2 separate regions of the Homo sapiens genome follow, and region 1 is linked to region 2. The links are chromatin contacts, found by Hi-C or POLR2A ChIA-PET in ENCODE. All regions are on one chromosome and are shown on one strand. Each heading gives the region's core, a stretch centred on a gene start or an enhancer-like site at or near the end of the contact. The rest is flanking DNA. Distances are from core to core; before and after follow the strand shown.

The links. A loop is a pair of places that touch in the nucleus more often than their neighbours do. ChIA-PET counts read pairs that join two places held with the same protein, here RNA polymerase II (POLR2A). Pooled maps may share reads with other maps.
Region 1: a loop to region 2 is called in a map of IMR-90, with 4 times the contacts of the local background. The contact joins two enhancer-like sites. A Hi-C loop is called at or near these places in 1 of 168 maps with a recorded cell type or tissue (IMR-90) and 1 of 50 pooled maps. POLR2A ChIA-PET finds 5 or more read pairs at or near these places in 5 of 52 experiments (A549, AG04449, AG04450 and 2 more).

Annotation. Positions count from the first base shown.
Region 1 is chr2:69,237,003-69,239,985 of GRCh38, reverse strand. The region is part of intron 17 of ANTXR1 (ANTXR cell adhesion molecule 1); the gene reads right to left. Among named protein-coding and RNA genes, the nearest start is that of MIR3126, 130 kb to the right of the region's middle. Within about 2 kb of position 1,430, at least 2 of the 41 ENCODE cell types and tissues checked have a DNase peak (open chromatin) inside an H3K27ac peak, as active enhancers do; they include IMR-90, where a contact is called at or near this core.
Region 2 is chr2:69,195,191-69,198,079 of GRCh38, reverse strand. All of the region lies in intron 17 of ANTXR1 (ANTXR cell adhesion molecule 1), which reads right to left. It overlaps LOC124906019 (a long non-coding RNA gene), which reads right to left. Exons shown (of 2, transcript XR_007086799.1): 1 at 1-2,889. Among named protein-coding and RNA genes, the nearest start is that of MIR3126, 93 kb to the right of the region's middle. RefSeq lists an enhancer at 268-1,467. Within about 2 kb of position 1,564, at least 4 of the 41 ENCODE cell types and tissues checked have a DNase peak (open chromatin) inside an H3K27ac peak, as active enhancers do; they include IMR-90, where a contact is called at or near this core.

The DNA of each region.
Region 1 (2,983 bases), core at 181-2,680, 42 kb before region 2:
AATGTTACCTCTAAAAATACTTTTTGGGTTACCTTCGATTGCTTTATTAAAGGAAATTGTTCTCAACAAAAAGCTTTGCCTAAATTGGAGGTGACATATTCTGAAATGGTTATGATGAAATGGTCAGGATGAAAGATCTTGTTGATCAGGTTCTGGATTTCCTTGGGTTTGAACTCCAGGCATTGATGGTCTGAGGCATTTAGAGACAGGACACTGGTGCTGGGGGCTGTGGTCTGCCTTGTGGGTTGCAGTCAGGAGGCAGAGTTCTACCTCTAGTTCTGCCACTAACATACTCACTGTGAAACCTGGGGCAAGTCACTTTCTCTCTATGGGCTTCGGTTTCTTCATCTGTCCAATTAAGTTGTACCGGCTAGATGACGTTCAAGGGCCTTTCAGCCCTAATATTCTATAATTCCATCAACATTTTTTTTTTGAGATGGAGTCTCACTCTGTGAGAGTGATCTCGGCTCACTACAACCTCTGCCTCCTGGGTTCAAGCGATTCTTCTGCCTCAGCCTCCCAAGTAGCTGGAATTACAGGCGTGTGCCACCACACCTGGCTAATTTTTTTTGTATTTTTAGTAGAGACGGGGTTTCGCTATGTTGGCCAGGCTGGTCTTGAACACCTGACCTCAGGTGATCCGCCAGCCTTGGCCTCCCAAAGTGCTGGGATTATAGGTGTGAGCCACCGCACCTGGCCTCCATCAAAATTTGAATTCCTTTGAAACCTTTTCCTTGGATAATTTAATCTGAATTCTTTTGGGGCAGCCAGTTTGCACATTTCTTTATACTAATTAGTTTGGCTAATGCTTTGTATTGCATATTTTTCTGGTTGGTCATTAGATTTTTAAAAATATTAATAAATTGAAACTTCAAAATTGGAGGTCTGCCTTCTGCTTTTCTATTATTGTGGTAAGAGTTTGAGCTTGCCTGCAACTTCTGAATTTGGGTTTGTGGGATGACAGGGAGATGTGAGAAGAGGTGTGGGCCGATTGTGTGCAAAAGACTTGCCAGTGGTGAGCTCATGTGTGCTGTGTTATGAGACATCTGTTTGGGCATCAGGCACGCTCCGTGGAGAGGGAGCTGGACTTTGGAGATGGTTAAAAATATGCTATGGCTTCCACAGATTAAACCAAATAGTTTCCTATGAACAGAGGTCATCTAAGGAAAATGGATTCCACAGGAAGAACACTAAAATAATTAGATCGTAAAAGTATAACATACATGCCAAGTTTCCTCTGACAAATACCTTTTCTCTCTGGCCTAGTTCTCCCATTGATTACCTTGTTTGGAGGGCTGTAGGTATTTCTCAAGTTACTAATGAATTAGGTTTCCCAAGTCAGTTGTTTGGAATTATGAGCATAGTTTCTAACTTAAATCATTCTTGTAAACTCAGGCTAGACCACAAAACCTCATCGACATATTGAAGGCAATTGACATAATCCTGCCGAAGGTGGTGCTCTACTGATGAATTAAACACATCAACAATGAATGGATGGCTGGATTGGATGACTTAATAGTTAGCCTTCTACACTATGATTCTCTTCATTTGTTAATTTATTTATGCATTTATCCTTTTGACAAATGGGTTTTAAGTGCCGGCTATGTCCTCAAAGGTGCTGCAGACAGTATTGAGCAAATGTTGAGGTCCCTGTCCTCATGAAGAATATAGTCTAGAGGTGAAGACAGACAGTAGTTAAATGGACCCCAGCAACCACATTTGTGATCTGTGACCCTGAGCTTGGCCACAGTTGATTGGACCAGTTGATTGGACAACTATGCTGAGCTAGACCAATCAGATTCTCTCTCCTGCGAATTTGGAATGACCACTGAGTGACAGGTAGTTAGTTAGTCAGGACTGATCATTTGAATAGAGGGAATGTAAAGTGGGAAGCTGGGGATGAGGGAGCAGCCATCTTCTGCCACAGTCAGGGAGAAGCAGAGAAAGCTCTGATTCTGTTTCATAAAGATCCTTCATACTCATTCATTCTGCCCTGCCCTCATTGTTGCTCATCTTCTAACACTTGGCCACCAAGTAAACCAGTCTTCCTGCTTTCAGCCTTTCCCTTTCACTTTGATATTTTGGCTTTCCATGTAAAATTCATACACGTGTGCACACACACACATATATATAAATAAAAATGTGCATATACATACATATATATGCATGTCTACATATGTATAGATAGAGGTATGTATAAAATGTATGTATACCTGTATATATAAAAATGTGTAGATACACAGATGCATTCAAAGTTATCTTTCTGGCCAGGTGAGGTGGCTCATGCCTGTAATCTCAGCACTTTAGGAGGCCAACGCAGGTGGATCACTTTAGCCCAGGAGTTAGAGACCAGCCTGGCAACACAGTGAGACCCCGTATCTACAAAAAATAAAAAAAATTAGCCTGATGTGTGTGCCTTTAGCCCTAGCTACTTGGGAGGCTGAGGCAGAAGGATGCCCAAGAGTTTGAGGCTGCAATGGGCTATCATGGCACTGCTGCAGTGCATTCCAGCCTGGGCAACAGAGTGAGACCCTGTCTTGCTCCTTCCCCTTCCCCAAAGCTGGAGCCACGGGCAAAGAGAAGGGTGTGTTGTGAGTGGTGATGCTCTGATCCTTCTCGGCTCCCTTTTCTCCACTTAAAACTTGCCCTGCCTATAAATCTCATAATAGCCTGCCTTTTATGTGCTGTTCATGGAAAGGGATCCAAGGTCAACTCTTTTAATTGATTCATTTTGCTGACACACATACTGGCACGTTCTCCATAATAATGTCTTTGGATGCCAGAACTGAGGGTAAGATGAAAGCACACAGGAAATATTTGGTAACACGAGGAAACTAGAAAAATGAAGGAAAGGGTAGAAATAAAAATGGCATCTCTTTAGTGGGACATGTGTAAATACAAGGTCTGTCAAGAATTAATGTTGAGATATGACTTATTTAATGATAAAATCCCCTTTTTCCATCTGATTACACAGTTCTTTGTT
Region 2 (2,889 bases), core at 315-2,814:
ATACTGACTGCAGCTTCATTTATAATAATAGATACTTGAAAATCAATCTCCAAAAAGGGAAGATATGCAATGTAATATGACATGGTCATTAAAATGATATTATTCAAGGATATGTAGTGACATGGAAAGATTATTCCTTGACAATGGTGACGTGATAAGAAACAGCTTGCAAAGTGGAATGACACGCCATATCATCATGGACCAAGTAAGTTAAAAAGCTCTCATGACCCCTTGAAGCGTTCTTTCTCAGAACATTCTAAATTCCTTCAACCATTTGCCCTTGAAAGATGAGCAAATTTTCTGAACTCAAAGAGTGGCCAAGCTGTGCAGGAAGCCTTGGGGACCATCCTGGACCATCCTGGGACAGAGGTTCTAACTTCCAAACCTTCTCACCTAGGCTCTGTCAAATGTGTTCTGCTTGGGCAATGCCCCCTTTCAAGCATGAGTCTGGCCAGCAACTTTTTGTATTTACAGGAAACTGTGGGAACAATGAACAATATTACCAAGCTAGGTTCACTCGGTAGAGAGGATGGGAAAGGCATTCCAAGCAGAGAAACCTAGCAAAGGTACAGAGACACAAAATGTCCTGGCATGTTCAGGGCATGACCAGCAATTAATTCCACGTGCTCAGAGCCCATTTGGAGGTGATGAAGGAATCTGGGGTAAGTAGCGTATGAAATGGAAAGGCTTGCCTTTCTAAATCAAGCTAAGGATTCTGGGTTTTCCCACAGTTTTTGCAAGTCTGAAGTGGAGGCATGGTGTGTTGAGGTTTGGTTTTACAAGGAGCACTGTGGTGGCTACCTACTGGGAGCAGGGGACACCATGTGCTTAGTAAATTTTAACAATCTTAGAATCAGATGTGCTACTGGTTTGCTATTTAGGTGGTTTCCTTTGGCACTTTCCCTTTTAAGTTGGCCCAAGCATTTCCTGGTGGGCTCCAAGGAACAATGGGACCATGAGCCCACCGCAGGCAAAAAGAGGGAGACGGGTGATGGCAGATGGAAAACACTCGTGTTCCCTGCTGCCACCCCTGACCTGGGGCTTGGATGGTTCTGAGGAGGTGGGTGCCAATCCCAGGGAAGGGCGGTGGCTCTAGGCTCTGGCTCCCTGAGCCCCTGCTCTGTGCTGAGCTGGAGGCCTTTCAGCAGCCTCAGAGGCTCTGTTGGTGGGCTTGTGTCTGCATCTGGAGGGCTGGGGTGGAGTAGCTGGGGGGAGGATGAAGGAGACAGGAACTAAGGAGGAAAATTTGCCAGGTTTCTGTGAGGTCAACATGTGTCTGAAGCAACTTAGAATGTAACCGAGAATGCAATTAGGTGATTTTTGTTTTTGTTTTGTTTTAAAGAAAAAATTCAGAACCTGTGACTCTTGTTCATGAGCACATGCCTGGATGGAGTCATTTTGAGTTTATGGAAAATGTGGTCAGCTCCATAAATCAGTGCTGAAGAATTCTTACAGACTCACCACCATGCAAGCAAGGCAGGCCTCTCTAGTGAGTCTCCTAAGGTTATGCAAAACAAAACAGAAGAAGCATATAGACAGAGCTACAATATTGCCCCCCCTGCCTCGCCTGGAATTCTTTCCTGAGTAGCCATAGGCAGCTATGAATTCTGGTTCTTACCTCATCTGTGACCTTTCTTGTGTAACTCCATGTGTACATCGTGTGGCTGTTGCCACGGCAACAAGGACACAATTTTCTGTATCGATTTCTCTCATGTATCTTATTTTAGCAAGACTTCCATAAAGAAAGGGCACTTAAAAGTAAACTGGATAATCATAATTTGTAACAGTGTTGAGAGTGTGTTCAAATGTATCCAAATTCTTAAGCTTCTTATATCTCAAATCTATTATTTTGCATGGCTGGAGAATAAAAGTTCAAGGTGGTATTATGTCTCTCAAAAACAGATGGAACATCTTCAGCTGTTAATACAAACTTTCATTCAGAATTGGTAAATAAGAGATTCAATTTAAGTGTGATTCATTAGAGGAAGTTCCATTTATTTTCATTCCATTGTTCTTGGATTTATATAACCAGCATTTTGCTCCCAAACAGCATTGATTCTTCTGTCTTATTAATGATAATATTTCTTTCTATCCAGCCTCTTTCCTATAACCCTCCCACTTCTTAGGTTGACCCAGTTTATGAATTGGTTTCTGCCAAACTGGTCAGTGGAAAATGGAATGTTAACATATTTTAGTGGAGATGTTTTTCAATTGCTGTGAAAAAAAAATGGGGTCATACACTGTATCAGCATCTTGTCACAAAAAAATAGTACTACTGAACCTTAGTTTAGGGATCTTATTATTATTTTTTTCTCAATCTGTCAGAGGAGTCTCATGCATGCTAAAAAAATTTCTTCATTTCCCATAGAAAGCAAATGTATACTTTATAAGACCAAACACCTCCCAGAGTACTAACTATGGCCTATGCTTGTTTCTCCTAACTGTAGAGTTTGTATTTAAAATTTCATATAGAAATTTGGTCTTGTTGACTGTCACAGACAAAAGCTCAAATTCCATATGTGATGAGGGCCAAGTCAACCCAGCATTTATATGAGCTGGTTTCACGTTTTTACTTGCCTGCCATCCTAGTCACAGCAAGAACAGCTAATTGGGCAGTGGCTCACATAAACTATGAAACTTTAGACCAAATCTTCTCAGCTACAAACCACCCACTGTCACCAGGTGCAAGGGGAGGGGGTAGCAGGGCCTGTCTATTGGGCTCTGCTCTAGTGTTCTCTAGTGTTAGCTGTGTCATGCTGGACAGTCAGGAGACCATACACACCAACTGCAATATGGCTTGAAGTTCTGTATCAACCATCCCCAGACAGCAGAACAGCACAGAGTAAATGACCATAAGGATATCTGTCATTGATTGAGCATTTTTTTTTT